Linked DNA regions of Homo sapiens: region 1 is linked to region 2. Evidence: chromatin loops called from intact Hi-C (ENCODE). Cell type or tissue: heart right ventricle. All regions are shown on one strand. Each heading gives the region's core, and the rest is flanking DNA. Links, peaks and the distances in the headings are about the cores only.

Region 1 (16,279 bases), core at 3,624-11,623, 67 kb after region 2:
AAATGAAAACTGAGGGAATTCATCTCCAGCAGGCCTGTCCTGCAAGAAATGTTAAGAATTTTTAAGGCAGTAGGAAAGTGATGTAGGTCAGAAACTTGGACGTATAAGGAAAAGGATGTTGGAGAGGGCATAACTGAAGAAAAATATTTTAGTTTTCTTATTCTTAATTTACGTGGAGATAATTATGTTTAACTCAATAATGATAATAATGTATTGGGTGATTGTAGCATATAGGTAAGGGAAATGAATGATAGCAATTCCATAAGGGATAGGAGGGAGGAATTGGAAATAATCTATTACAAAGTACCTGTACTACGTGTGAAGTGGTGTAGAGTTATTTGAAACTGGTCTTAGATTAGTTTAAAATGTGCATTGCAAACTCTAAAGTAATCAATTTTTTTTAAAAAAACTGCAGTTGATATGCTAAGAGAAGAGATGAAATTCAGTAATATAAAATGCTCAAGAAATGCAAATAGAAAACAGTTACAAACATGGTAGATATTAATCCAGCTATATCAATAATCACTTTAAAAGTCAGTGGTGTATCTAAACACACTAATTAAAGGACAGAGATTGGCAAACTGGATTTAAAAAAACCTGAAGTAACAAACCTAAATCTAAAATAAAAGTGATTAGTACCCACTGAATCTAAAATAAAAGTGGGAAAAAGTGCTCAAGACTTTATGCTTTCTACTTTATGCTTTCTACAAGAAATCTACTTTAAACGTAAAGACTGAGATAGGTTAAAAGAAAAGGAATGGAGAAGCTATGCCATGCTAAAACTAATCAAAAGAATGCTGGAGCAGCTATATTAACAAGACAAAATAGATTTCAGGATAAAGAAGATTATCAGGGATAAAGGAGGGAATTACATAATGTTAAAGGAGATCAATTCTCCATGGAGACATATGATCCTAAACATGTATGAGCCTAACAAAGTTTCAAAATTTATGAGGCAAAAATGGATAGAATTAAGAGAAAAGAGGCAAAAATTCATTATCATAGTTGGAAACTTCAACACCTCTTTGATATATCAAGCACTCAGAAAAACAGGAAGGATATAGTTGGCATGAACTATCAATCAAATTTATCGAATTGACATTTACAGAACACTGAATCCAACAATAGCAATATTTCTTTCAGTTCACATGGAACCTTCACCAAGATAGACCATATGGTAGGCCACAAAACACACTGTAATAAATTAAAAAAATTAGATATTAAATAAAGTATGTTCTCAGACCACAGTGGAATTAAACTAGAAATCAGTAACAGAAAGACAGCTGGAAAATTCCTAAATATTTGGAAATATTTGTTTAACATGTGTCTAGTGAAGAGATGGGTCAAAGGAGAGGTCTCAAAATAAATGAAAAATATTCTTAGTTAAATACAAATGAAAATACAACTTATAAAATTTGTGGAATGCAGCAACAACAGTTGTTGAAGAGAAATTTATAACACTAAATGCATATATTAGAAAAGAAGATCTAAAATCAATAATCTAAGTTTTAACCTTCAAAAACTAGAGAAAGAAGAAAATGTTATGCATAAACAAGTAGAAGAAAAGGAATAACACAATTATAGCACAAATAGGTGAAACTAAAAATAAGAAAGCAATAAAGAGAAATCAACAAATTCAAAAGTTGTTCTTTGGAAAGATCAATAAAATAGATAAATCTCTAGCCAGGCTAACCAAGAAATAAGAGAAATGTAACAAATTACTAAACTCAGAAATTAAAGAGGGATCATTGCTACTGATCCCTTGGACTTGAAAATATAATGAAGGAATATTACAAACAAATCTATGCCAACAAATTTAATAACAGATGAAATGACTAATGCCTTGAGAGATATAAACTAAAAAAATTCTACAAGTAGAAATAAGTAACTCAAGTAGACCTGTTTCTTTTAAAGTCATTGAATTGATTACAAATAACCTTCGGAGTAAAAAAAGTACCAGACCCAGATGGTTTCACTGGTGAATTCTACCTCAGATTTAAGGGAAAAAAAGTACCAATTCTACACAATCACCAAAAAATAGAAGCAGAGAGAATACTTCCTAACTCATTCTATGAGGCCAATATTACCTTAATACTAAAACCACACAAAGATTGTAAAAGAAGAGAAAACTACAGATATATATTTCTACATCGACAGGCTAAAGAAGAAGAGTTATATTATCATATAAATATTGGCCTCATAGAATGTGTTAGAAAGTGTTCTCTCTGCTTCTGTTTTCTGGTGATTGTGTAGAATTGGTACTTTTTTTATAATATAATATACATTGTTTTAGAAAAAGCATTTGACAAAATTCAAAACCTATTCATGATAAAAACACTCAGGAACCTAGGAATAGAGGGGGACTTCCTCAGCTTGATAAATAACATCTAGAAAAATACTGTAGCAAACATTTATGTTTAATGGTGAGAAAATGAATGCTTTCCTCTTAAGACTGAGAAAAAGGCAATATCCCCTCCACCACTGCTATTCAATATCTTACTAGAAGTTCTAGCTGGTGCAATGAGAAAATAAAAAGAAATAAAAGGTACCAAGATTGGAAAAAACAAAAAACAAAAAACATGTATTTATTCACAGGAAACATGATTGTCTGTGGAGAAAGTTCCAAAGAATTGACCAAAAACTCTTCTGGAACTAATAAGCAGTTATAGTAAGGTCTCAGACTATAAGGTCAATATATAAAAGTCAATTGCTTTCCTATATATCAGCAATGAACAACTGGAATTTGAAATTTAAAAATATCATTTACAACAGCATCAGAAAAGGAAATACTTAGGTATAAATCTAACAAAATATATACTGGATAAATATGTGGAAATGTACAAAACGCTAATGAAAGAAATAAACAAAGATGTAAATAAATGGAGAGATATTCTGTGTCATTGGGTTGAAGGACACCATGTTGCTGAGATGTCATTTCTTCCCAATTCAACTTATAGATTTAATATGCTCTCATTAAAAACTCTAGAGCATATGTTGTAGATATTAACAGATATTGACAAATTGATTCTAAAGCTGATATGGAAAGGCAAAGGACATAGCATATTCAATACAATATACTGAAGAAGAAAAAAGTTGGAGAACCCACATTTCCCTATAGTAAACTTACTATAAAACTACATTAGGGAAGACAGTGGGTTTGGCAAAAGAATACAGTGCAATGTAACAAAATAGAGTAAATATGGATCTACACAAATATAGTCAATCGTCTTTGGCAAAGATGCAAAAGCAATTTAATGGAGAAGGAATAGGCTTTTAAACAAATTTTGCTGGATAAATTGGAAGTCCATATGCAAAAAAAAAAAAAATCCTTGCTACAGGTTTTTCTCCTTTTGCAAAAATTAACTCAAAGTGTAACATAAAGGTAAAATGCAAATGATAAGAAGAAAATGTAGGAAGAAATTTACATGACCTTGGACTTTGTGATGAGTTTTTAGATACAACACCGAAACAAGATCAATGAAAAAAATAGATCTGAACTTTATTAAAGTATTTTCCTGGTAAAATACACTGTTAAGAGAATTAAAAGACAAAATATAATCTTGGAGAAAATATTTGTAAGTCACATATCTGATGAAGGACTTGTGTTCAAAATATGCAAAGAATTCTTAAAATTCAACAATGAGAAACACCTAATTAAAAATTAGGCAAAAGATCTGAGCAGACTTCACTCCAAAGATGATACACATATGGAAAATAAGCATATGTAAAGATACGTAACATCATTTGTCATTAGGCAGATGCAAATTAAAATCACAATGACAGTACAAACCTATTTGGATGGCAAAAACCCAAAGTCCTGACAGTACTAAATGCTGACAGTGATGTGGAACAGGAACACAACCACTGCTGGCGAGCACGCAAAATGGTCCAGCCACTTTGAAAGACAGTTTGGCAGTTTCTTATAAAGCTAAACATAGACTCATCATGTGATCCATCAATCATACTCCTAGGTATTTTCCCAATGAATTTGAAAACTTATGTCCACAAAAAGCCTGTATGCAAATGTTTATACAGCTTTATTCATAATCTTCAAAACCTAAAAGCAACCAAGATGTCCTTCAATAGTGTGAACAAACCGTGATATATCCATACAATGGAATACTATTTAGTGAATAAAAAGTGGACTAGCAAACTATGCAAAGACTTAAATGGATCTTAAATGAATATTGCTAAATTAAAGAAGCCAATCTGAAAAGGCTATGTACTGTATGATTCCAATTGTACAACAATCTGGAAAAGGCAAAAAAAAAAAAAAAAAAAAGAGAGAGAGAGAGAGAGATGATGGACAGATCACTGGCTGCCAGAACTTTCGGTAGGAATAGAAAGATCAGATAGGTGAAGCACAGAGGATTTTTTAGGGCAGTGTAACTATTTTATATGATGCCATATGCATTTGTCAAAACCCATAGTGAGCTTTAATGTATGCACATTTTAAAATGTCGTTGAAAAAGTCAGGTATCCCAGCATGGAATGCTGAATGTGACAGCAGAACCCAGCCGTTACAAATGTATGAAACAACCTCACTGTAGAGGGTAGGATTAAAAAGTTGCCCAAGTAACTTTGGAAATTAATAGAGTCTGTAAGACTAAAAGGCAGTAGGAACTGTGCATAAGCACTGTGCCCTGGTTAGTAAAGTTGCTTCTCATCAGGGCACAGTTTAACAAGTCTGACATAACTGAACATATACACTGGAAATGAACAATGAAATGAATGGCTGTGGGTGATGGGAGCAGTTTTCTCATTGTTGGAATGGGAGGTGTCGACAAGCAAAGGGAGGAGGTGTTCAGTTGATTGGATGAGGCCCACCATATTATGCAGAGTCATCAGCTTTACTCAAAGTCTACTGATTTAAATGTTAATCTCATCCAAAAAATACCTTTGCAGCAACATTTAGACTAGTGTTGGACCAAACTGGGCACCATGGCCTAGCCAAGTTGACACATATGATTAAGCAGCATGCTATTTTTCAGGAGAGAAGGAAGAGGGTCTAGAACAGGTGGAGTGGTTGCAGATGTGGTGGGGGGGTGTCTGTGAATGAAAACAGGTACCAGAGGCAACAGATGCAGAGCCAAGGACAGGGCGGCCTGGGAGGGTCCTGGCTTGGGTGATTGGCAGGACATGAGTGCCTGAGGAAAGTTAGTTGCTGGGACTGCAGGGTGACAGCTAGCTGTCACTCAAAAACTTCCCCCTGACCAAAGAGCTGTTTGCTTTCTCAGACTAATTACAGGCACTGCCCTCAGGAAGAGTCCCATGCCGGCATTTGAAAATGAATCAATTTTCCAAGGAAGTGTTACGCAGAGAGTTCCCCTGTGGCCAGAGGAGCAGCTGCTCTCATTTAGAGGGCACAGGCTCCATCACCACCAGAATGTGTAAGCATGGCAAGTGGAGGCTGCTCACTGTGGCTCAGAGCAGGGCGTGAGCAGCTGCCCACGAAAGCATTCTCTGGGCTGGTGCCCTGCCCATAATTGGTCCAATCATTTATGTTCTAAGTTTTATTTATCTGCAGAGAGACAGGGGCTTAGCTGGTCAAAGCAAATGAATCAGAAGCTGAGGGGACTGCCCCACCAGATACAGGAAAGAAGTTGCAGGCAGTATTCACGCTCACTCTGCCTTGCTGCTTGACCTTAGAGAAAACACACTGAGCCTCAGTCTTCCACATGAAATGTACTTGCAGTGAGAGTTTGATTAGAGGCACCAATGCCTGGAAGTCACTGTTCATAAATTAATTTGATGCTCTTGGCTCCATTTCATAAATCTATGAAGTCACCTGCTTTGTCCCATCCCAATATTTATGTAACGAACATGCACTTTCTTCGGGGCTGAAGGAAGCACTGGTCATTTAGATGATGCAGACTATTCTTGTGCTTGTCTCTGAAGCTCAGTACGAATGTTTAGAAAATCCCCAGGATGTGGAAACCATTTATAATAGCATTTACTATTTCCCAGATACATAGATCCTACATTTCATCCTTCTCTGAGGGGCGGTTGTTCTCGTCCTCGCTGTTATGCCATCGTCTCAGTGTGTAAAGGTGGTGGTTCTGGGGAGGCCATGCAGGGGTCCTGGTGACAATGCGGAAGCCACTGTCATTTCTATGGTGCTCCCTTGATCTGAACGGCAGCCTGTAGAAGAGGATCGCAATGATGTGTGTGCACAAACCCGACAGCATGGACAGAGCCCACCGAGCATGGTACTCAGTGTGGTGGTCAACCACAGGCCTGTCTACACCATGTAAACAGTTAAGATGCTTCTCTGAAGTTGGACAGCTAGAAAGTGGAGGTGTCAAGCTCTAACCCTGGAGATGGGGCCCAGGAGCCTCGGCTCACAACCACCTGGGGCCATCCCTCCAGGAAGGGGCATCCTTAACCTGATAGCCACCTCTGCAGACGCCCTCCCTGCTGCCACAGGGAGAAACTGCCTTACAGTTCTTGTACTCATTAGGCTTTGAGACCCTCCTTGACAGGCAGGCAGGCAAGCTATAATCCTTGATTACTTTTTCTCTTAATTGGTGGGTAGACTAAGCTATAGTGGAGTAATGAATCAAAGCTTCTTTGGGGGAGAAGAGAGTTAATTTTAAAAAATTAGGTTCTGCATGTAATTATGAATGCCTGGTAAAAATATGTGTCTGTGTAAAAGTGAGTTTAGACCCAGACATGTTCCAAGAATGGCTGAGGCTACTGATGAGATAATATAAAATACTTAGAATCTGTATGTAAGACAGCAAAAGCAGAAGTAGAAGCCAAAGAAGGCAAAGCAATAAAGGCAAAACCCAGCAGTTTCTGGAACGAGACTAAAAATACCTACCTTATTTCCAAGCTTCCCAGTAGCCAAGGTGAAAAGAGGTGCAATCATGGACATAATTCACTTTCTATAAAACCATCACTAACTGCTCAGGAGATGCCCAGCTCTTCCTTGTTCTACGACAGAGTATTCAGGGTTTTCCTCAGCAGACCCCATCTACTACCACCCATGAGCTGACATTGACCTGGTTTTCAGGCTGTTTCTTGTCACTCCATGAGGGCAGTGCCCAGCCTGCTTATTCACTGCGTGTCACCAGCATCAGGAATGTGCTTGGTCCAGAGCAGACTCACAGCCCTTATTCATTGAATGAATGAATGAACGAACAAGTGGATGAACTGGACTCATTTGCAGGATTTTTTTTACTTGACAGGGGGCCCTGGAGCTAAAATAAATAAATAAATAAAATGCTTACAGTCTCTGGAGACAAGGTTTGTGTACATCAAAGGGGCCAATGACGAGAAACACAGGGAGTGATAGCACCCACAGGGCCACTGTGGGGCGTGGAGCTCACATCCCACGGATTTGGGCAAGGCCTACCTGGGGTGGTGGGGGCTGAGCTGAACGCTGATCATGGGCAGAGTGAGGGAAGACAGAATTTAGGGAGCAAAGACTCTTCATTCACAAGATCCAGAAGAGAGTTACAGAGGAACTTGAGGATGGCTGCCATAGAAAGAAAGATGATGTGATGATGGGATCAGAAGTTGGGATGATACACTTGGGCTTTCGTGGGGCAGGCCCCTCCCCATCCCCAGGCTTGGATGAACTGCCTGCCTGGGCTTCTGCTGCACCCTGCTCACTGCTGTTTATGCAGAACCTTAGTAGGACAGCCTTCTTCATGGAACACAGGCTGTTTTTGTAAAATAAATAGGTAAGTGAGTTGCAAGCGTCTATGGCTACACACTCAACATGGGCCAATACTGAGATGAGGCAGTGGTGAAGCATCTGGGCAGGCTTGGTGCGTCAGGCATGCTGGAGCATGGAACACATTTCTGGGTAGCAGCTTCAGGGAGCAGAGAAGGGTATAGACAGATGGGACCAGTTCCAAGAGGGAAAACAAGGATGCTGAACTGGATCGTGGGAAAACATGGAAAGAGCTGTAGATATTTAACCTGAAGAAGAAAAGCCTCTATGGGGTGGGAGTGGGGATGGGAAGGGCAAGACAACTATTTCCAAATCTCTGAGGAAGTGAGAATCAACTTGCTTGGTGTGGCCTAGAGAAGCAGATGCTGCAAGGAGGAGATTGCAGACAAGAGAAACATTATTATTTTTTTTAATGGTCAGAACTGCCTAGATGTGAGAAAGTCCTCCAGATAGAAATTTATTTATTCATTCACTCATTCAATTCATCATTCACATATTCAGTGACTATTTACTGGCTGTGTTTCAGGTATTGGAAAGAGAGTGGTGGGCAAAACTGAGTGATGTCTGCTCCCATGGGGTTTAGTCACTAAGGAATGGTGGACCTTTCATAAGCGATAAAGTGTGAGGTGGGCAGAGGTGGTCTCCAGTGGGTGTTTCAAGCAGGCAGGGGTTGAGAAAGCTGAGACAGGGCTCTTCAGAACTTCAGTTTCCCAGACAAATCCATTTTAAGTTATAAAAGTTTATGTAAGTGCTATGCCTACTTCTAGTCTTAACTACGAATCTCAAACTGAAATGCTCTCAAATTGCCTCCTGAAGGAGCCTCCCCTGAAAACACAAAGGTGGAAAAACAACTTCCATTGCTTGGTTCTGTGTGTCTTTGGGGACTCCAGTCTGGCTTATGTGCTAATGGAAGTTAATTAGACAAAGAGCCTTCCCCGCTGCACAGGGCCTCTGAGCTCTGTTTGGGGTTGCTTAGTTCAAAAAGGGCAGGATGAAAGGATCCTGGGACCTGGATCACTTTCAAGATTTCCTGAGAGGAGTGACATCCGACCCAGAGAAACAGACATGAGCCATGCCCACCTGGCTTCCCAGGTGGGTTGGAGCACCAGGGTGATTGGGAAGATTTATGCCGTGCTCCTGGGGAAGTCATCGTCCCTCGATTCTGTACCATTCCTTCCATAGTTCTTCTCTTTCCTCTCCTTCTCTTAACTTTGGGTGCTGAATTCTTTCTCCTCCTCAATGAACGCAACACCCTATGAGCTCCTACTTGGAGCAGACCATGGCCTAGGTTCTGAAAACTGCCAGGTCAATTTGGAGAGGTCTCTGCCGCAGCATTTGCCGTTGCTGGGGTTGTTCCTGCTTTCCTGTCTGTCCACTGATTACTCACACTCTACGTGTTTCAGAAGACACCACGGAAGAGCTCAGTGCATAAGCTCTGCAATGGGGCTCTCTCCATTCTGGCAGCTCTGGCAGAAAGAGGAAACCATGAAAACCCAGCTCTGTTACCTGACAATGGACATTCCTGCTGTCAGAGATAAACAGTGACAGACATTAGGCAGAGAGATGAAACAGGTTCTCTTCAGTAACTACTGACAGCAGGGGCCAGAGCCCAGCTTTACTCTGATTTGCACAGAGACGACTGGGCACGTTAAAGGGGGAGCGCGGGGTAGGGAGGAGGAGGGAACGGGGATCAAGCAGAGTTGGGGAAGTGAAAAGTTCCCAAAGGCAGTAAGAGGGTTGGTCAGTGTAAATGTGTCTGCCAGGTGGGAGTGATCAAAGTTAGGATTCTGTCCTCCCAGCTGGGAGACTGCACCCCTGAGTGGAGTGGGGTAGGGCCAGACCTTTGAGGGGTGCATGTGGAAACTCGAGACCCCTGGGCTCTTACCCTGGCTCTACCATTTACCTCCTATGTGGTCAGGGGTTGGTCACTCTGCTGCCTCCTGGCTCTGACCTGGGAGCTCTGGGGTCTCCAACCTTGGAATGTTCACCTTTGCATCATCCTATAATTCTTACTATCATTCTCCGAAGCCACAGAAAAATCACATTTGGATCTCAGTGGTTACTAGGCAGGGGGTCTGTGAAAGCCCTGAATAGTTGTGACAGGTGCCAGGGAGTTTGTTCTGGGAGCTTCCTGGAGAGGAAGGGTAATGGCGTACCTGAGAGAAGGGCCCTGGGCAGAGGCCTCTGCCCACAGCATTGAGGCTGTGGACGAGCCTAGTCAGTCCATGAGCACTTGCAAAGCTCCAGTCGGGTGTGCCTGGGCTAGTCCTTCTCTGGCCACCCTTTGGTCCCCTGAGTCCTTCTCAATGTCTCTTGCTACCAAATTGCTTTCATACATGGATCAATTTCTACTCCTCTTGAAGAGTGTGTCAGATGCTTTCTCATCCCGTGTTAACACTGGAATTATCCACACTTTTAATCCTTGCTAATTCCATAGGTCAAAAAGATAGCATCTCATTATTATAATCGGCAATGTTTTTGGCCTATGAGTGGAGGTCAAACAGTTGGTGGCGATTATCTTTTGAAGACACCATTTAAAATGCCCATGTTTGAGGGTATTTTGTGTTATGATTTGTAACTGGAAGGTTTATAAAAGCTAATAGAAACTATTGACACAGTGTAACTAATTTGGGCTGGAAGGGAACTCTTGGAATAACTGCTCTTCCTTTCAGCATTGCTAGGGTAAAGCACTCCAACTTCATATTCTGTCAAAAGCAGTGTTAATATTAATAGATAAATACTGACCAGGCACACAATTTAGGGGTATAGTGATCCCAAAACAGTGCGTGAGGAATTTGTTATTAAAAGATGCACACACGTCAAGAATATCCTCTAATGAATATGCAGTGTGTTAATTCTGTAATATCATTGTTCCAAGAAACTTGGTACTTCCTGACGTCTAAAAGTTGATAAGTTTATTTAGCCTATTGTTTTGACTTTGCTATACTGTGAGTGATTTTACAGATCCCTAATTTCAGTGCCACACCAATGCCACAATCTCTAAGCAGGATGAAGTTGCTGTATTCTTCCAATCAATTAACCAACAAAATTAAATTTCACACTACAGAGCTTTGGAATAGCTACTGTTTACTGAAATTACCATTGCAAATAATGAAACTGAATGTTTAAAGAACCAGCGTTTAGTATTGTCAATTAAGTCTGGACTAAATGTTAATAAATATAACACAGTGTGGAAAACCATCTGTGGAGCTTCAGCTTCATGAGGGAATGTGCCAGGAATAGCCTGGTTTAGACAGTTTGTTGATGTGACTCTGGTCCCCCAGAAGCCAATGGTCAGTTAGCAACTTGTGAAGCAGCCACTTCCATCTGGGGACCCTATCACTAAACTCACACAAAAAAAGTCGCTAGGGTATTTCAGATTTTAAACGGTTAGTCTATTGAATAATCAGCAACGTGACAACCATCTCATTTAAAAAACTTTGCATATGATTTTGCCATGTGTTTGTCTCTCAGGTACCTTTCCAGCTTTTGTCCCTGGGTGTACACATGTCACATGTGTGCAAATGGCACATATGCAATTTTCTGTCATTGCATCAGATGTATATTCGTTAATTGTGACTTGGTCTCTAAATTGCCATTTTGAATTACTATGATAATTTGTATAGTGAATGAGATATGATTTGCCTCACCAACCTTCTATTGTTGCCATTTAAATTGAGCCTTAATGCTGATGATTATCAGCTATGAAGCATGTGGATTTTTCACAGTTTGGTATTATTTTCTTAGAACAAATTCCCAGCAGTTGGAACACCAAAGGAAAAGGGAATTAACGTTTTAATGGCTTTATGCTTCTCACCAACATAGTCCTGTCCTGCTTATCCTCTTTTGGACACCCTTCCCATTTATTTCTTTGGATACAAAGATATCTAAAATAAAGAGGGCTTTTGTTTTTGTTCTGTTTCTTTTCCAGGTTCTATTCTATCCCTTCTATCTGCTGCATTGCTCTACTTTCTCTAGTTTTCTGTTTTGCCTGCTGATCTTTCCCGTGGAGGCTGTCCTCCCATTTAAGAGTGGGGAGCTCTAAAGCTGGTGGGATTACTTACCGGTGATTGGCCACTGGCAAGTCTTCCTCCTATCACCATCAGAAATCTTCATCTCTGGTGATGTCAGTTCTAAAAAAGGCAGTATTCCAAGGGTGCCTTGCTGGTGCTCAGGGAACAGGCAGTGTTTGTACAAAAGGCTGTGGATGTGAGGGTGCTTGTGTGTGTTCATGCATGAGTCTTTGTGGGTACATATGTGCATGTACATGTTTGTGCATGTGCATGCATGTGTGTGCATGAGGCTGTGTGCATACACATTTGTGCATGTATATGCATGTGCATATGTGCACATGTATATGAGGCTGTGTGCATGAAACTGTGTGTGTGCATAAGGCTATGTGTGCCTGTGTATATGTGTGTGTGTGTACACATGTGCATGAGGCTGTGCATGGCCATGCGTGGTGGGTGTTTGGGCTTCTCTGCAGCCCTGGCGAGGCAGCCTGGAGAACACCGTTGTTAGCAGCAGGACAACAAGCCCTGTGATTCCTGCATGATACCTATGCTGCTCTGAATTTGCAGTGATCCCAAAGGCCAGCTTCAGCCAGTCTGTGCCTACCAAATAAACTCATGTGTTTAAATTTCCAGGTTTGTGGATTCTAGGAGCCCCAGTAATTTTCTTTGTTTCATTTTGTTCATAACAAAATTTTCAAATGCAGAAAAGCAAAGAATATATTCATTTGTTTAAAATGAATAATTATTTAAAAGTACATAATTTATTTGTTTATTTTCCCATTGTTGGGCAATTAACTTGTTTAAGAAATTTTACTTCTATAAATCATGCCAGAAAAACACCTCTGCTGTGCGTTTTTCTCCCAATCGTGTGGCTGCTTGTGCACACGATCCTCTGAGTTGGAGTGTGTTGCCTAGTGACATTGCTAGATCACAGAATGTTTACCACTAATATGGCCAAGATGCTCTCCAAAGGTTGTAGCACGTTAGACTCCCACAGCAATCCTGCGAGTTCTGTTTTTCTTATATTTGTGCCATTGCTTGGTATCATCAGATTCTCTGTGCTGGCCCCTGCCCAGTCTCAACTGGAATTTTCTTGATTATTTGCTCACTCTAAGTATTGCTTTTTTGTATATTGCCTATTTATTTCCTTGACTCATTTTTTTTTCTTTTGAAGGTTGAAATTTTCCTTATTAAGTTGTTATTCTTTATATATTTTGTCAGCAGTTTTTATTGTAACTGTCTTTTCCCTGGATTGCACATCTTTCCACTTAAAAAAAATTTATTGTATATTTGTAAATTATAACTGTATGTATTTATGGGGTGCAAATGGTTTTATGAAATCAGTGTACAATGTGGAGTGACTGAATCAAGCTAACTAACATATCCATCACCTCAAATACTTATCACTTATTCCTCCTGTCTTAACTGAAACTTTGTACCTTTTGACCAATATCTCCCCATTTCTCCCACCCACCCCCAGCCTCTGGTAATCACCCTTCTACTCTCTGCTTCTATGAGATCAATTGTTTTAGATTCCACATATGAGAACATACAATGTTTGTCTTTCTGTACCTGGCTTAATTCACTTAGAATACTGTCCAGTTTCATCCACGTTGTCACAAATGACATAATCTTCTTCTTTTTAAAGGCTAACTAGTATTCTATTGTGTATATTCACCAGATTTTCTTTATCCATTCATTCACTGATGGACACAGGTTAATTCCATGTCTTGGCTATTGTGAATAGTGCTGCAATGAACATGGAAGTGCAGGTATCCCTCCAATGTATCAATTTCATTTTTCTTTGGATATATACCCAGAAGTGGAATTGTTGGATCCTATGGTAATTCTATTTTTAGTTTTGAGGAGTTTCCATAGATTTTTTTTTTCCAAAATGGCTATACTAATTTACATTCCTACCAACAGGGTGCAAAGATTCTCTTTTTCCCCACAACCTCACCAACATTTATGTTTCATCTTTTTGCTAATAGCAGTTCTGACAGGTGTGAAGTGATATCTCATTGTGGTTTTAATTTGCATTTTCCTAATGGCTAGTGATACTGAGCATTTTTTTCATATATCTGCTGGCTGTTTCTGTGCCTTCTTTTGAGAAATGTCTATTCAGGTCCTTTGTACATTTTTTAGTTGAGTCACTTGTTTTCTTAATATTGAGTTGTTTGAATTCCTTATATTTTTGGATATTAATTCCTTATCATATGTATGGCTTACAAATATTTTCTCCCAATCCATGGGTTGTTTTTTTCACTCTGTTTATTGTTTTTTTTATTTTTTATTTTTTTTTGCTGAGTACAAAATTTTTTGTTTTATGTAATTCTATTTGTCTATTTTTGCTTTTGTTGCCTAAACTTTTGGGATAAAATTAAAAAATTATAGTCTAGACCAATGTTGTGTAATTTTTTCCCTATGTTTTCTTCTAGTAGTTTTACATTTAAGATGTTATGTTTAAGTCTTTAATTCATTTTGAGTTAATTTTTTATATAGTTTATGATAAGGGTTCTATTTCATTCTTATGCATGTGGATATCCACTTTTCCAACACGTTTTATTGAAGTGACTATCTTTTTTCTCATTGTGTATTCTTGGCAACTTTGATGAAAATCAGTTGACTCTTAATACATGGGCTTTTTTTCTGGGCTATTTTGTTTTATTGATCAATGTCTGTTTTTATGCCAGTACCATGCTATTTTGATTACTAGAGCTTTGTAGTATAGTTTGAAGTCAGGTGGTGTGATGCCTCCAGCTTTGTCTTTTTTGCTCAAGATTGCTTTGGCTATTTAGAGTCTTTTGTGGTTCCACATGAATTTTAGGATTGCTTTTTCTATTTCTGTGAAAAATGACATTAGAATTTTAATAGGGATTGCATTGAATCTGTAGATTGCTTTGGGTAGGATGGTGATTCACAATATTAATTCTTTCAATCCATAAACATGACATATCTTTCCATTTATTTGGGTCATCTTCAATTTCTTTCATCAATGTTTCATAGTTTTCAGTGTACAGATCTTTCATCTCTTTGGTTAAATTTACTCCTAAGCATGTTCTTTTTGTGTAGCTACTGGTAATTAAATTGTTTTCTTGATTCGCATTTTGTTATTTTATTATTAGTAAATAGAAACAATGCTGATTTTTGAGTGTTGATTTTGTAACCTGCAACCTTACTGTATTCATTTATTAGTTCTAACAATATTTTGGTGGAGTGTTTAGGGTTGTCTATATACAAGATTATGTCATCAGCAAACGGCAACAATTTCACTACTTCCTTTCCTATTTGGATGTCTTTTATTTCTTTCTGTTGCTTAATTTCTCTGGCAAGGCCTTTCAGTACTGTGTTGAACAGAAGGGATGAGAGTTGGCATCCTTGTCTTGTTCCAGATCTTAGAGGAAATGCTTTCAACTTTTCACTGTTGGGTATGATGTCAGCTGTGAGTTTATCATATATGGCCTTCATTGTGTTGAGGTACATTTCTTCTGTATCTAGTTTGTTGAGTGTTTTCATCACGAAAAGTTATGAATTTTGTCAAATGCTTTTTCTACATCTAATGGGATGCTTGTATGGTTTTTGCCCTTCATTCTGTTAATGTGGTATATCACATAGATTGCATACATTGAACCATCTTTGCATCCCTGGGATAAATTCCACTTGATCGTGGTGAATGATCCTTTTAATATATTGTTGACTCTGATTTGCTAGTATTTTGCTGAAGATTTTTGCATCATGTTCATCAGGATATTGACCTATAGTATTTTTTCCCCTTGTAATGTCCTTGTTTGGCTTTAGTATAAGGGTAATGCTGGCCTCATAAAAAGAGTTTGGAGGTGTTCTCTGCCCTTTAATTTTTTGGAAGAGTTTGAGAAGTATTGTTATCAGTTCTTTAAATGTTTGGTAAAATTTAGCAGTGAAGTCATCAGGTCCTGGGATTTTCTTTGATGGAAGAGTTTTTATTACTAATTAAATCTCCTTACTCACTTATTAGTCTATTAAGATTTTCGATTCCTTGATTATTCAATCTTGGTTGGTCATGTGTGTCTAGAAATTTATCCATTTTTTCTAGGTCATTTAACTTTTTGATGTATAATAATTCATAGTAATTTCTTATAATACTTTGTACTTCTGTGGTATCAGTTGTAATGTCTCCACCTTAATTTTTTATTCTATTTGTTTGAGTCTTCTCTCTTTTTTTCTTCATTTAGCTAAGGAGTTGTCAAGTTTTTAAAAACTTTTTGAAAAATAGACTCAGTTTTGTTGATTTTTTTCTATTTTTTTTCTAGTCTCTGTCTTATTTATTTCTACTCTGATCTTTATTATTTTCTTTCTTCTGCCAACTTTGGGCTTAGTTTGTTCTTCTTTTTCTAGTTCCTTGAGGTGTAACATTAGATTGTTTATTTGATATCATTCTTCTTTGTGGGAGTGTTTATTTATTTTAATCATTAAGAATTTTATAGAAAAAAATTTTACATTAAGTTCTACCCCATTGATCTTCTTTTTTTAATATTAGGAATTATAAATTTCCCTCTTAGAATAGCTTTTGCTGCATCCTGTAAGTTTTGGTATGTTGTATTTCCAT
Region 2 (16,279 bases), core at 3,342-11,341:
GATGCAGAGGATGAGTTAGTGGTGGTGGTGGTACAGAGATTCTCAGGGGTGCCACCCTCCCAGCACCTCCACATGTTCACAAACCTGGAAGCTCATCAAATCTTGTTCAAGCGTTTTTACAGAGCTCAACCTCCAGCTACCCCTCCTCCTTCCCAGAGGCCAGTGGGTGGAGCTGAAAATTCCCACCCTTGGATCCCTTGGTCTTTCTGGTGACCAACCCCATCCAGAGGCTATCTAGGGGCCCCACACTAAGTCACCTTTTAGCATAAACTCAGGTGTGATCAAACGGGCTTGTTATGGATAACAAAGGACCCTACTGTCACTCAGATTTTAGGACAAAGACCAAACATTATTACTACACCGCACTTACTCTAAGTTCTCAGCCTCCAGGTCTTGGGTCAGATACTGTTTCCTCAGAGTTGCCTTCCCCATCAGGCCCAAAGTAGCCTTCTCTATGGTCTCTTTCATGACACTCTGTTTCACAACCTCCTGTTAACAGAAAAACAAACTGTAAAATATTGAAAGAGGTTTATTCTGAGCCAGTATGAGTGACCATGGCCTGGGGAATAGTCTAAAGAAGTCCTGAGAAAATGTGCCTGAGGTGGTTGGGTTACAGTTTAGTCTTAGACATTTTAGGGAGACAGGGATTCTAGATAAAATCATGAACCAATACTTGGAAGATATACATTGGTTCAACCTAAAGAGGCAGGATATCTTGAAGTAGGGGGCATGAGGGCTTACAAGTCATAGGTGGATTTGAATATTTTCTGATAGGCAATTGGTTGAAAGAGTTAAGCTTTGTCTGAAGACTTGAAGTCAGTAGAAAGAAATTTTTAAGATAAGGGGATTGTGGAGGCAGAGTTCTTGTTATGTAGGTGAAGCCTCATTAGGTAGCAGACATCAGAGAGATAAATTGTAAATGTCTCTTTTCAGAACGTAAAAAGTGTCACACACTTAGTTAATCTCACTTAGATTTGGGAAAGGCCTGGAAAGGAAAGGCCTGGCTGTGTTATTGGAGATTCTCTACAGATGCGAATTTCCCCCACAAAAAGATGGCTTTGGAGGGCCATTCAAAAATATGTCAAGGAAATACATTCTGGGGAAAAATATTTTGATTTCCTTCAGGGTCTGCTATCTGTCACGCAATGCTAGAATCAGGTTGGATTTGTTATCTTATGTGAAAGGAAAATAAATCTTGGGGCCTCTAAATCACTAAGCTGTTGCTGACCCTTTGTTTTGTTTTTCAGAGTCTTAAAACTTTTCTTTTGAGCTATTGATACCTTTTAACAATTTAGTATACTCCCATGAACAAAATTTGGAGCATATTTATTTCTGTCTACCTGATTTCTCCAGAATTTGGAAACTATTTGTGAGTATTCTAACTTATGGCAATGCAGTTATTTGCATAAGTGCAGTAAGAATCTGTTTTCATTTGTAACAGGACACAATTGGAGAAACTGGTTATTTTACCAAGGATTTGACTGGAATGTTGTGCTTTCCTTTAAGGAGTCAAACTTGACTTATGGCGCCAATAAAGCCCTTGGAAAATCTGGCCTCATATTTTGTATACACAGTCTCTGTACAGGGTTTCTGGCCCGTGGTAAGTAAAGAATATCACTTTCTGACAGTCCCAGAAGCCCCATGTTTATCTTGGAACCTCAAGAGGACAGAAAATTCACCCAACTCACAGATATTTGCTGGCACAAATCCATGGTTGGGCCTGGCTTTAAAAAAGTCTTATCTGGGATTCCTTCTATGGAACAAAGCTCCATCAAAGCCAATTTAAAACCTATGTAAAAAATATAATTATTCTTGCTGCACTGTATACAAATAATTAAGCCAAGTATAATAAAGCAAACCAATCCTACCATGATTTGTCTTTAGCAAAAATGGAAAACTGGAGAGAGAAAAATTATGTTTCAAAAACTATAGTACACTCTAGTCTTGTCTAATGTTTTTCAGTTTTTATTATTTCTACAGTTCTGGCAGAATTTTTTCTTGGCTACAAGTCTTCAAAATAATGTTTTCATTATTTTTTCTTTTTTTCCTGCTTTTTTCCCATTTTTCCTAATTTGGAGTCACTGAAAACTAAGCTGTGCTTTCTTAAAACCCTGCCAACTGAAGCCAAACAACTTAAATTAAAAAAAAAAAAAACAGCAACCCATTTACATACATAAGCCACTTTCATACCTGCCTACTAATGTATGGACTTCAGAGTAATGTGGCCTATATAGATTTTTTCAGGATTGTTCCTTTGTTTGTTGTTGTTTTTCTCCCATCCTCCCCCACTATTTTCTCTTCACAGGACATGAGACTTCACAATCTGCTAAAGATGAGTGTTAACCATCCTCGTCATGAGAGATCAGATGAAATCTGAGACCAGGGACTTATTTTGTTGTAAAATGCTTTCTCCAAAATATTTTAAAAAAGAAAAGGGGGGAAATGTGAAAGAAAAATAACTCTTGGGGCCCCCAAATCAACAAGCTAAAGGGAAAAGTCAAGCTGGGAACTGCTTAGGGCCAACCCTCTCTCCCATTCTATTCAAAGTCACCCCTCTGCTCACTGAGATAGATGCATATCTGATTGCCTCCTTTGGAAATTCTAATCAGAAACTCAAAAGAATGCAACTGTTCACCTGAAAGCCCTCTCCTTGCTTTGAGTCTTCCTGCCTTTGCTTCAAGTTGTCCCGCCTTTTCAGACCGAATCAATGTACTTCTTACATATGTTGACAGATGTCTCATGTCTCCCTAAAATGTAAAAAACTAAGCTGTGCCCGGACCACCTTGGACACATGTTGTCAGGACTTCCTGAGGCTGTGCCACCTGCACGTCCTCAAGCTTGGCAAAATAAACTTTCTAAATTAACTGAGACCTGTCTCAGATTTTCTGGGTTCACATTTATTACCACAAAGAGTCTGTTTTTTCAGTCTTATGACATCTATTTGAAAGTTAATGCTAATCAGTTGTGCCCAAACTCCAAAAGAGAGGGGGTAGATTGAGGACTGTCCCACCTCCCTGTCATGGCTGGGAATTCAGTTTTCCAGGTTTCTCTGGGGTCCTCTTGGTCCAGAGGGGCTCTGTTCAGTTGGTTGGGGGGGCTTAGGATTTTATTTTTGGTTTACATTCCTATGTGTTTTTGAGTGTTTGTGGATTCAGTGCCTGTGATCTCCACGCGGGAAGGACTAGGCCCATCCTGTCCACCACAGCTCACATGAACCTGGGCTCAGCCTCATGCACAGAGTGAACACTCAAAAATCTGTTGGGTCATGACGTCAGAGGCATTTGAACCAGAGCAACTCCATCTTGAATAGGGGCTGGGTAGAATAAGGTTGAGACCAACTGTGCTGCATTCCCAGATTAGGCATTCTAAGTCACAGGATGAGATAGGAGGGTGGCACAAGATACAGGTCATAAAGACCTGATGATAAAACAGCCTGCAGTAAAGAAGCCAGCCAAAGCCCACCAAAACCAAGATGGTGATGAGAGTGACCTCTGGTCATCCTGACTGCCTATTATACACAAATTATAATGCATTAACATGCTAAAAGACACTCCCACCAGTGCCATGATAGTTTACAAATGCCATGGCAATGTCTGGAAGCTACTGTATATGGTCTAAAAGGGGGAGGAACCCTCAGTTCCAGGAATTGCCCACTTCTTTCTTGGAAAACTCATAAATAATCCACCTTGTTTAGCATATAATCAAGAAATAACTATAAGTATACTGAGCCACTGCTCTGCCTATGGAGTAGCCATCCTTTTATTCCTTTCTTTTTTCTTTCTTTTTTTTTTTTTTTTGAGACCGAGTCTCGCTCTGTTGGCCAGGCTGGAGTGCAATGGTACGATCTTGGCTCCCTGCAACCTCCACTTCCCGGGTTCAAGTGATTCTCCTGCCTCAGTCTCCTGAGTAGCTAGGATTACAGGCACGGCACCACTACCCCTGGCTAATTTTTGTATTTTTAGTAGTGACAAGGTTTCACCATGTTGGTCAGGCTGGTCACACACTCCTGACCTTGGGATCTGCCTGCTTTGGCCTCCCAAAGTGCTGGGATTACAGGCGTGAGCCACTGCGCCCAGCCTTATTCCTTTACTCTCTTAATAAGCTTGCTTTCACTTTACTCTATGGTCTCACCCCAAATACTTTTCTTGAGTAAGGCCCAAGAACCCTTTCTCGGGGTCTGGATTGGGACCCCTTTCTGGTAACAACAGCAAAGAGAGTATCTATTCCTAGAAATAAAATACGGGATAGATAATCTAGCCAGGAGAATGAAGGTTGAATATACATAGATTTTACTTGTGGACTTAGGGTTGATTTGAGTTAAATTTAGGAATTCAGGGGAAAAAAAGGACCCTTCATCTATTCCATTTGCTCTGGTTCTGACCACAATGGGGTCATTTGCAGAGCTGGTCACAAGCATGGCAGATGGTCTGTCTGCTTCACAATGTTGTACATGAAAGATTTAACATGAAACATGTAGCTTTAGGCAGATGATAAGGTCAAATACAGGTTAATCAGATTTTGGGCACCAATGTTGAGAAGGAAATTGACAGCACAGAAAGAAGGTGGGTTTGAGGACAGAGGTCAATCTGCACATATCATAGTACAATTTTCTTAAAAGTTCATTTAATCTCAGTTTCTTTCTATGTAAACAACACAGTTCTTGTGTGAGGATCCATTGAAATGTGAGAAATTACAGCAGAAAGAGCCATGGCTCTGCAGGCGAGGGTGCAGGCTGTGAGGCTGTGGAGTGCCCCTGAGGTTGTGTCTGTGGCCTCTGCAGTGGCTAACACACTATTTTCAGGCCCTGACTGACAGCATCCTGCAGCTGCCTGGCTTGGGGTATTTGGAAGGGCTCCAAACCCTTTTCTCAGTCACTCAAAGGAACTAGGCTAGAGGAGACTGTGGTGTGAGACGCGGTTAGAGGGAGGAGAGGGCTTTGTTCTTGGGCGTAGGAAGCTGGGCAGCCCTGTGTGTGGAGATGGATTGGTTCATCCCAACTGCTGGTGTGCTGAGAGGACAGGAGAGAGTGACTGCAGCTGTACCTGGAAGGGGCTTCTGTGTTCAGAAGATGACTGCAGTGAGGAGGGTTTCAGAGCAATCTTTCATCTTTCTGCTTCAAGCTCTGATGGCCTGGAGCCATCCCTCGGCACCCGCAAGTGGGGTGCTACTTTGGGAACCAGAGAGGAAGGCCAGGCATGTGTGTACACGTGTGTGTATATGCACGTGTGTGATGGTGCTTGTGTTTGTGCACACTGCAGTGTGTCTCAGTGGGTGTGTGCACAGGAGCGAGTGTGAGTGTGTACATGCCTATGAGTGTGAGTACATGAGTGTGTGTGAGTGCGTTTGTATGATTGAGTGTGTGAGTGAGTTTGCGTGCCCTCTCTGGCTGGCTGGCAGACACTGTGCACATTAAGTGTGCAAGTGCAGAGAGACTGAGAGGACATCACTTCCAAAGAGGGGAAGCTGGCCCCAGTGGAGGGTGGGGAATAGCAGGGAGGGTCAGGATCCCCATAGCCCAGGGCTGTAGGGGTTATGGAGGTACTGGTCAGTGTTAGGCCTTTGTGCTGGAAAAATCCATTCTTGCATACTCAGGGCTAAGTCTGGAGATTAAATATTCCAGCTCAGGGTCTTTTATTAGCCTTGGCAATGGCCCAGGAAAGGCCATGTCTTAGCACACTGAGTCTGAACTCATCTACTTTCTATTCACTCGACACCTGTTTATTGTCTGTCCACTTGCTAAGGCTTAGGGTTTCAGAAGTGAATAAGATGATGTCCTTGCCCTCAAGCGTCATACAGTCTGGTGAAGAACTCAGGTTCAAACAGTCTGATAAGCATTTTCTTGCTGTACTATTCAGGGTTTCTGAGAGAAACAGAGCCTATGGGAAGAGTGTCTGTGTGTGTAGATTTATTTTAAGGAATTGGCTCATGTGATTGCGGAGGCTGGCGAGTGTGAAATCTGCAGGGCAGACTGGCAGTCTGGAGACCCAGAGAGGGGTTGATATTGCAATTTTGACTTTTGAGGCCAAACGCAGCCTGGAGGAAGAGTTTCCTCTTCCTGGGGGACCTCAGTCTTTTCTCTAAGGCCTCAACTGATTGGATGAAGCCCACCACATTATGGAGGGTGGACTGCTTTACTCAAAGTCTGCTGATTTCAATGTTAATCTCATTTAAAAAACAGCCACACAACATCTAGACTGGCTTTTGACCAAATATTTGGGTACTGTGGCTCAGCCAAGTTGACATAAAACTAACCCTCCTACTTGCTGTGGTAGGAAACCATGAGAAGCCAAGTGTGGAGCCGTAGGGCGGGAGAGGCCATGTGAGTTGGGGGTCCAGGGAATCAGTGCCTGGTGGAGGATGGGACTAGCCACAGTAGATCAGGGAGTGGGAAGCAGAGGGCAGGCACTGCAAGGAGAGCAAGGCGGACTGCTAGCGCTGTGGTGCCAGTAGCGGGGGCAGGTGGCACCTGCAGCCTCCTAGCCCATGGCTCATGGGGGTGTGAAGGGGCTGATGGGGAAGCCCAGTTAAGCTGCAAGCTGGGGGAGCACTGTGCAGGGCATGGGAGGGAGATACCCTCAGATCAAAGGCTCCTGGCATTTAGAGAGGCCACATTCCCCCTTGCACATGTGTGTGTGAGCCTGGAGCTGGGTGGTATCATGTGTGCTTTTACACGATGTGCCTCAAGTTGGGAAGTCAAAGGTCTTTATGAATTGAGCTTATGAAAAACGTTGGCAGTACAGGGGAAAGTGTGTGTAGATGGGCTCTTTGGTATGCCCCCTCTGACCCTCCCAACATGGGTGACCCGGAGCCCGGCTATTTAACTTCTCTGAGTCTCAGTTAAATAGAGACCCTTGTAACATTTCACAGGGCATGGTGACATTTAATGGTGTCTGTGATAGTCCCTGGCATGTGGCCTGGCTGTGTCCCCAGCGATGGTGACAGTGTTCCTGGCAGCAAGGCCAGTGCGTTCAGTGTTGTTGCAGTGGCTTTACATGTCATTCCAAGTTTCCTGAGGAAACTCCATAGGAGTGTCTTAGGTGAATCCTTTGTTAATCCTGAAACAATGTTCTTGTGGAAACAGTGCAGAGTGCAGGCAAAGAACATGGAAGGTAAGGAAGACTTACAAACTGAGGGGTTCCCAGAAGCATGGTGGTCACTTACCTTATTTCCAAGGTTGTTGCACCTGGGACAGTGCTTTGTACCTAGTGGATGCACCATAGATATTTGTTAAACCAGCGTATACTAAGCAAGTGTGTTTGATATTTGTTAACCGTTTGGGGAACTCACATTGCAGGAAAAGCTTCAGGAGCTGAAGCTGCATGTGGTTGATGGTGGGATCCCTGCTCAGACATAGCACAGAGCTCAGCCCACGGAATGTATTTGGAGACTGCCCGGTGAAAGGGAAACCTAAAAATATGTGCGGACAGCCTCATTACTCAAATATCAACAAATACCAAGTTGCAGTCCTGGAAGAAGAGAATCTCATAAGCTTGAGCAGTAGTCCAAGAGGCATTTTAATAACACCTCCTGATTTTCCCGCAGCATATGGTCCTGGTAATTAGCACAGCTCCACATGGCTTCCCCTTGCTATAAGCCGGTGACATGACGCAAGAGAAATCAGCAGGACATTGCAGTTTATTTTGACTTAGAATGCATGCAGCTACATATGGCTTTAATAAGCTTTGAATTAATAATCCCTTTACCTCATTAATGTTTTTAAAGCAGGCTGTTCTGGTCTTTCCTGAAAGATAGGAAGACCAAAAATGTGGGATCAAAGCAGCTTTGCTGTAGTCCCAGTGCAGCTTTGCTCTGGTCCCCACGCATCTCAGGTCTCTAGAATGTCCGGTGTGCATCTCCACTGGGCACTAACTAGTGAATCTGTTGGCCTAGAGGGAAGTCTCTGATGGCCACCAGGCTCTGTCCCAGCCCGCGTCTTGATTAGCGTGTTTATCATAGCAAGGGGATTCATGAAATCTGCAGATAACATGGTGAAAGACCATTTATTTAGAGTCAAAATCTAAAATTATCTTGCCAACCTGGACAAATATCTCAGGATAAAATCTGTGAGGGAAAACTTTGAGGACTTTGATTGGGACCATTTGGCTTCAGAAAGTGTGAAAAGACTTGCTGTTAGAGAAAAGTGTTAGGCCAGTGGGATGCAGCTTTAAGAGAAGCCTGTGTCTTATACAAGGCAGACTCCATGGGGGTGTTGTGCATCATTCTGGGCAGCACTGTGTCTGGGAGATGTAAATCAGGAGGAGCGAGGACTGATGAGACAGACAAAAAAGAAAACCCATCCCAGCACTTTGGGAGGCCAAGGTATGCGGATCACAAGGTCAAGAGATCAAGACCATCCTGGCCAACAAGGTGAAACCTAGTCTCTACTAATACTACAAAAATTAGCTGGGCATGGTGGTGTGCACCTGTAGTCCCAGCTACTCAGGAGGCTGAGGCAGGAGAATCGCTTGAACCCGGGAGGCAGAGGTTGCATTGAACCGGGATTGCGCCACTGAACTCCAGCCTGGCAACAGAGCGAGACTCCATCTCAAAAAGAAAAGAAAAGAAAACCCAAAGCTTCTGGACACATCAACCCATCAACCTCTTTCTTCTCCTTGTCTCCTCAATGCCTGCCTAGGAGGAAACATCCCTGAAAGGGGTTTAAGCTTCCAATTGGTTGGTCTATTAGCTGTTCTGTTGATGAGAACACATTGCTGGTGGGAGCAGGCAGAGGATGGGGTGTCCACTCTTTAGGAGAGTCTTCCAGGGTTTCTAGAGAGAAAGCTGGGGTTTTATGGGAGCGTGCAATGGGGCTCAAGGACAATGGGAGGAGCTGAGTGCTGCCTGAGGTAGTGCCCTGGCCCTATAATTCACCTGTCAGAGCCTTGAGAAAGTTTCTGGTGCTCCCTGAGCTTGAGTTTTCTCCTCTGTACTGTGTGACATCCCAGTACCATTGTGAAAGTAAAAGAAGATCAGGGACACTGATCAGGACAACTGTAGAGTCCTGTGCCAGGGAAAGGGTCATTTTTATATTCCCAAGGTATTAAGATGGTAGCTGGGAGTAGATTCACCCAAGCTTTGTCTTCAGCCAACTTCCACCTCCCAGGAGGTTGCCAGGGGAGATATGCACAGTCAGCAAAAACAGAAGAAGAATCTCTTTATTGCTTCCTGGGGTTTTGTCCTAAACTAATGTAGTTTTATAGTGAGTTGGTCTCCTATTCTCCAGGTTGGATGTAGCCTGGGACTATGACCCAGGACAATCTCCACCCCTCTCCTTTAAGCTCACACTGGAGACTTGGACCTCCACATCTCATTACTCTGCTGGAAGAAGCAGCCAGCTCCAGGACTGCATGGGCCAGAGAGAAAAAGCAATACAAAAAAGAGAGCAGAGGATATCACAGAAAAATGGCAAAGTTGGGGACTTCAGGGCTCTGTCCCTCCAGAAAATCAACTAATGAGCTAGTCAGAATGTCAGAAACAGTGTTGGCAGAACTCTGGAATCTAGTGAAAAAATTTGGAAGGCTTGGTAAAGAAAGAAGCAGTGTCTGGGTGTGGCAGCTCACACCTGTAGTCCCAGCACTTTGGGAGGCAGAAGTGGGAGGACTGCTTGAAGCCAGGAGTGTAAGATTAGCCTAGGCAACAAAGGGAGACCTCGGCTCTACAAATTTTTTTTTTAAAATTAGCTGTGTGTGGTGGCATGCACCTGTAGCCCTAGCTACTCAGGAGGCTGAGGCAGGAGGATCACTTGAGCCCAGGAGTTTAAGGTATAGTGAGCTATAAGTGAGTCACTGCACTCTAGCCTGGATGACAGAGTGAGACTTTGTCAAAAAAAAAAAGCAGCCAGCTGCACTTCAAATTGCATGCCTATCGTCCTCCACGTCCCAGACTGGCAGAGGTTATGAGGATAGCAGCCCACATTCCTGGTGCAGGTTAACAAGGCCAGAGGGAGCAACATAGACCTTATCCTGAAAGAATTGTGGTTGTAGGCTTTAGCCTGTCTTAAATATTGGTTGTTCCTTAATTCATCTATCATTGCCTTCTTTTGACATTAATTTTTTCTAGAGTACTATTTGAAAAATGATATGCAGGCAATTTTAGCTTAATTTAATCATTCCACATTATTTACATTTATCAAAGCATCACGTTGTGTCCCATAAATCTATACAAGAATGATTTGCTAACTAAAAATATTAAAAAAATTAAAAGACATAGAGAAAGGAATTAGCGAAATGTCAGAAGTTATTCCTTACTAGTAATTACTTTAAATGTAAGTGGATTTAATTCTCTAATTAAATGATAGAGACTGCCAGAATGAATTAAAAAACCATGATGCATCTATATGTTATCTACTAGAGACTCACTTTAGATCCAAAAACAGATTTCAAGTGAAAGGATGGAGAGTGATATTTCATTAATAGTAACCAAAACAGAGCAGAGATGGCTGTACTAATATCAGACAAAATAGACTTTAAGACACATATTGTTATAAGACACAAAGAAGGAAATTATACATTGATTAAAAAGTCAGTTCAAGAAGGTATACTAACATACACACCTAATAATAGAACCCCTAAACATTTAAGGCAAAAAGTGCTTGAATTGGATTGAGTAATAGATAGTTACATGATAATAGTTGACAACTTCAATAACCCACTATTAATAGTATATTGAACAACTAGATAGAAGTAAATAATTTACCAATTAAAAAAATGTGTTGAATCACATTATAATCCAACGGGACCTTATAAAAATATATAGAATACTGTACCCCAAAACAACAAAATACATATTTTTATCAAGTGCACATGGAACATTTTCCAGAAAAGAACATATGTTAGGCCACAAACCAAGTCTCAATAAATTTAAGGATATTGACATCATATGAGTGATTTTTCCAACCACAATGAAACAAAACCAGAAAAGAATAATAAAAGAAAAATTGCAAAATTCACAAATATGTGGAATTTTGAGACAGATTCTTACTCTAAAGCCCAGGCTGAAGTGTAGTTGTGCTATCTCAGCTCACTGCAACCTCCACCTCCAGGGTTCAAGTGATCCTCCTGCCTCAGCCTCCTGAGTAGCTGGGATTACAGGTGTGCACCATCACACCTGGGTAATTTTTGTATTTTTGATAGAGATGGGGTTTTGCCATGTTGGCCAGGCTGGTCTCAAACTCTTGACCTCAAGTGAGCCGCCCACCTCAGCCTCCCAAAGTGCTAGGATTACAAGTGTGAGCCACCGGGCCTGGCCAAAGGTGTGGAAATTAAATAACACAAATGATGAATGAATTACAGAAATTGCGAATGAAATTAGAAAATATCTTGAGATATTTTCTCAAGATACCAAACCTATAGGATACAGCAAAAGCAGTGCTCAGAGGCAATATGTAAGTATAAAATGCTTACATTTAACAAAATCCCAAAGCAATAATCTAACTTTACATCTTAAGGTGCTAGAAAAAGAAAATCCAGCTAAACCGAAAGTTGGGAGAAGAAAGGAGATAGTAAAGATTGGAGCAGAGGTAAACAAAATGGAGAATAGAAAACAATTGAGAGATTCAACATACCCAAAAGTTGGTTTTTTATCTGCAGAATTGGCAAAACTTTGGCTAGTTTGACCATGGAAAAAAAGGGAGAAGACTCAAATTAGGAAAATCAGAAATGAAAATGGAGGCTACAGATCTTACAGAAATAAAAAGGATTATGAGAATACTATGAATAATTGTACATCAACAAATTAGATAACTCTACATGGAACAAACAAATTCCTAGAGACACACAAACTATTAAAACTCATTCAAAAACAAATAGAATACTTGAACAGAACTACAAAAGTAAAGAGATTGAATCAGAAACCTCCCAACAAAGAAAAGCCCTAGATCTGAAGGCTCCCTTGGTGAATTCTAATGATCCTCTTAAGAACCTCTAACAGAAATCTTTCTTGAACTCTCCCAAAAAATGGAAGCAGAAGGAATATTTACTAGCTTATTCTATGAGTCAGATATCAAAGGCAGATAAAGACATCATAAAAATTATAGACTCTTATTCCTATAAATACAAATGCAAAAATCCTGAACAAAAACAAACAAACTAAATCTAGCAGCATATTAAGAGGATTGTATTATACATCATGACCAATTTGGATATACTCCAGAAATGAGAAGGAAGATTCAATACGTAAAAATCAATCAGCATAATATTAGAAGGACAGATAAAACCCCATGTGATCATCTTAATTGAGGCCAAAAAAGCATATAACAAAATCTCAAACACTTTCATAATAATAACACCCAACATACTAGGAATAGAAGGAAACTCTTTCAAAGCAATAAAGGCCGTTTATAAAAAACACAGCTAACTTTATACTTAATTGTGAAAGACTGAAAGCTTTTCCCCTAAGACCATGGTGCCTGCTTTCACCACTTCTATTCCACATTATACTGGAACTTCTAGCCAGAACACTTAGGTAAGACAATGAAAATAGAAAGCATCCAATAGGAAAGAAGGAAGTGAACTTACTTCTACTTGCAGATGAAACAATCTTATATGTAGATAAACCTGAAGACATACCAAAAAAGTCCAAAACTATTAGAGTTACTAAATAAATTCAGGCAAGTTGCAGGATATAAGCTTAACACACAAAAATAAGTTCAAAATTATAAACCATTAATAAATGAAATACAGACAACACAGATAAATGAAAAGACATCCCATGTTCCACCCATGTTCATGGATTAGGAGAATATTGTTAAAATGTCCATACTACCAAAGTGATCTATAGATTCAATGAAATCCTTTCAAAATCTCAATATCATTCTTTATAAAAATAGAAAAAGTCCCCAAATTCATATGAGACCACAAAAGATCCCAAATATCCAAAGCAATCAAGAACAAAGCTGGAGGCACCTCACTCCTCAATTTCAAAATACATTACAAAGCTATACTAATCAAAACAGTATGATATTGGTATAAATACAGAGATAAAAAAATCAATGGAATAGAATAGAGAGCCTAGAAATAAATCCATATATTTAAAATCAACTGATCTTCAACAAGGATACCAAAAGCACACAATGGGTAAAGGATAATATCTTCAAAGAATGATGCTGGAAAACTGGATACCCACATGCAAAAGAATGAAGTTGGCTCTTTATCTCACCCCATATAAAAACCAATTCAAAATACTTAAAAGCTAAAATGTAAGACCTGAAACTATAAAACTACTAGAAGAAAACATAAGGGAAAATCTCCACTGTGTTGGTCTTGGCAATGATTTTTTTGCGCAGGCAACAAAAGCAAAAATATACAAGAGGATTGTGTCAAACTAAAATGCTTCTATCCAGCAAAAGAAACAATCAACAGAGTGAAAAAGCAACCTATAGAATGGGAGAAAATATGTGTAAACCATACATATGTTAAGGGTTAATATCCAAAATATATAAGAAACACATACAAGTCAATAGCAAAAACCAACCAACCAACCAAACAAAAACCCCCAAATTATCCAATCAAAAATAGGCAAAGGACCTGAACAGAAAATTTTCAAAAGAGGACGTACAAATGGCCAACAGATACAGAAATAGGTGCTCAGCATTGCTACTTATGAGGGAAATGCGAATCAAAACCACAGTGAGATATCACTTCATGCCTATTAGAATGGCTACTATCAAAAAGACCAAAGATAACAAGTCTTGTTGACAATGTGGAGAAAATGAGGATTCTGCAAAAGATTAAAAGTAGAACTACCATATGATCTAGCACTTCTAGTATATATCCAAAGGAAATGAAATCTGGATCTCAAAGAGATATATGCACTCCCATGTTCACTGTGGCATTATTCACAGTAGCCAAGATATGGAAACAACCTAATGGCTGAATGGGTAAAAAAAAAAATGTGGTGTGTGTGTGTGTCTGTCTCTGTGTGTGTGGTGTATGCATGTGTGTGTGTTTGTGTGTGTGTGGTGTGTGCATGTGTGTGTGTGTCTGCGTGTGTGGTGTGTGCATGTGTGTGTGTGTGCACACAATAGGATATTATCCAGCCTCTAAAAAGACAGAAATACTGCCATTTGCAATTACATGGATGAGCCTGGAGGACATTATGCTAAGTGAAATAAGCCAGACACAGAAAAAGAAATGTTGCATCACTCATATGGATACTAAAACAGCCAAACTCATAGAAGCAGAGACTAGAATGGTGGTTGCTGGGATTGGGGGTGAGAGTGAGAAGGAAATGAGCAGACATTGGTCAAAGAGTATAAAATTTCAGTTATGCAAGATGAATTTGTTCTGGAGTTCTAATATACAGCATGGTGAATACAGTTAACAATACTGTATTGTATACTTGAAATTTGCTAAAATGATAGATCTTGTGTTATCCTCACACATAAAAAAGAAAGAAAATGGTAACTATGTGAGGTGATAGATATGTTAATTAGCCTGATCATGGTGATAATTTTACAATACATACATTTATCACAATATCTAGTTGCATATTTTAAAAATATACAATTCCTATTTGTCACTTATACTTCAATAAGGCTGAAAATAAGCAGTAGTTATCAACGCAGTGTGGTACTGGCATAAAGATAGACATAGATCAATGGAATAGAATCAAGAGTCCAGAAATAAACCCCATACTTTTATGGTCAACTGATTTTGAACTGGGTGCCAAGACCATTCAATGGGGAAAGAATTGTCTCTTCAACAAGTGGAGCTGAGAGAACTGAATATTCACATGCAAAATAAGGAAGTGGGATCGCTACCTTATACCTATATAAAAACTAATTCAAAATAGATCAAATGGCTAAATGTAAGAGCCAAAACTATAAAGCTATTCAAAGAAGACATAAAGATAAACCTTCATGACCTTGTATTTGGCAATGGATTCTTAGATATAACATTAAAAGAACAGCAACAAAAGAGAAAACTGACAAACTAGACTCATCAAAATTAAAAACTTTTGTGAACCAAAGAAGACTATCAAGAAAATGAAAATACAACCTACAGAATGGAAGAAATTTTTGCAAGGCATATATTTAATAAGAGTCTAGTATCCACAATATACCAAGAACTTGCACAACTCAACAATAAAAAGACAAACAATCCAATTAAAAAATGGGCAAAGTATTTGAATAGACATTTCTCTAAAGAAGATATATAAATTAGCGACAAGAACATGAAAAGATGCCCAACATCATTCTTTATTTGGGAAACACAAATCAAAACCACAATGTGATACCACTTCGTACCCACTAGGATAGCTAATTAGAAAATGGAAAATAAGTTTTTGCAAGGATAGGAGAAACTGGAACACTTGTACATTGTTAGTGGGAATGTAAAATGGCTCAGCTACTGTAGAAAACTGTTTGGGAATTTCCCAAAAAGTTAAACATAGAATTACCATATGACCAGTAATTCCACTTCTAGGTATATACTCAAAAGAACTGAAAACGGATATTCAAACACTTGCACATAAATGTTCATAGCAGCACTATTTCCAAAAGCTAAAAAATAGGAACAACCCAAATGTCTATCAGCTGAGAATGGATAAACAAAATATGGTATATCCATACAATGAACTGTTATTGAGTCATGAAAAGAATAAAGTATCGACACATGCTACAACATGGATGAATCTTGATAATAAAATGCTCGTCGGACCACCTTCCTAGCTTGGGGTGTCATCTTTGAAGTGTCTCCTCGGCTTTGGGAGTGATCAGATGGCTCTGCCACAGCCTCTGTCCCCTTGTGACCTACAGGTACTGGGAGATCCGTAAATAAGACGACAGAACACCCTGGAAGCTGGGAAATGGGACTGTTGACATTCAGGAATGTGACCAAAGAATTCTCTCTAGGTAAGTGAGAATGACTGGACCCTGCTCAGTGGAAATTGTATAGGAATGTGATGTTAGAACTACAGAAACCTGGTCTTCCTTTTTGTCTTGTTCTCCAAGCTGAACCTGATCACCTATCTGGAGCAAAGGAAAGAGCCCTGGGATGCGAAGAGGCAGGAGATAGTAGCTAAAGCCCCAGCTACGTATTCTTATTACAACCAAGGTTGTTTGTCAGAGCAAAGCATAGAAGATTCATTCCGAAAAGTGATACAGAGAAGATATGGGAGCTGTGGCCTTGAGAATTTACACTTAAGAAAAAACTGGGAAAGTATGGGTAACTGTGAAGGGCAAAAAGAATGTTATAATGCATATAACCAGTGTCTGATAACTACTCTTAACAATAATTTAAGTGCCAAAGGAGACTAAGAACATAAAATATCTCAGAAGAAA

What was found. A loop is a pair of places that touch in the nucleus more often than their neighbours do. Peaks named below come from ENCODE experiments on the same cell type or tissue, not always from the same donor. Only the 100,000 strongest peaks of a DNase experiment are listed, where the experiment ranks them.
Region 1: it touches region 2 in a loop (3-fold over the local background); 3 of 110 quality-filtered maps call a loop at or near these places.

What each region holds. Positions count from the first base shown.
Region 1 is chr7:45,354,609-45,370,887 of GRCh38, forward strand. No RefSeq gene overlaps it. Among named protein-coding and RNA genes, the nearest start is that of RAMP3, 200 kb to the left of the region's middle. In heart right ventricle, for the core only: no CTCF peak of the experiment used is centred there; no DNase peak of the experiment used is centred there.
Region 2 is chr7:45,287,816-45,304,094 of GRCh38, forward strand. It overlaps the pseudogene LOC100419775. Among named protein-coding and RNA genes, the nearest start is that of RAMP3, 140 kb to the left of the region's middle. In heart right ventricle, for the core only: no CTCF peak of the experiment used is centred there; DNase peaks (open chromatin) are centred at 4,876 and 6,926; H3K27ac peaks cover 2,417 bases.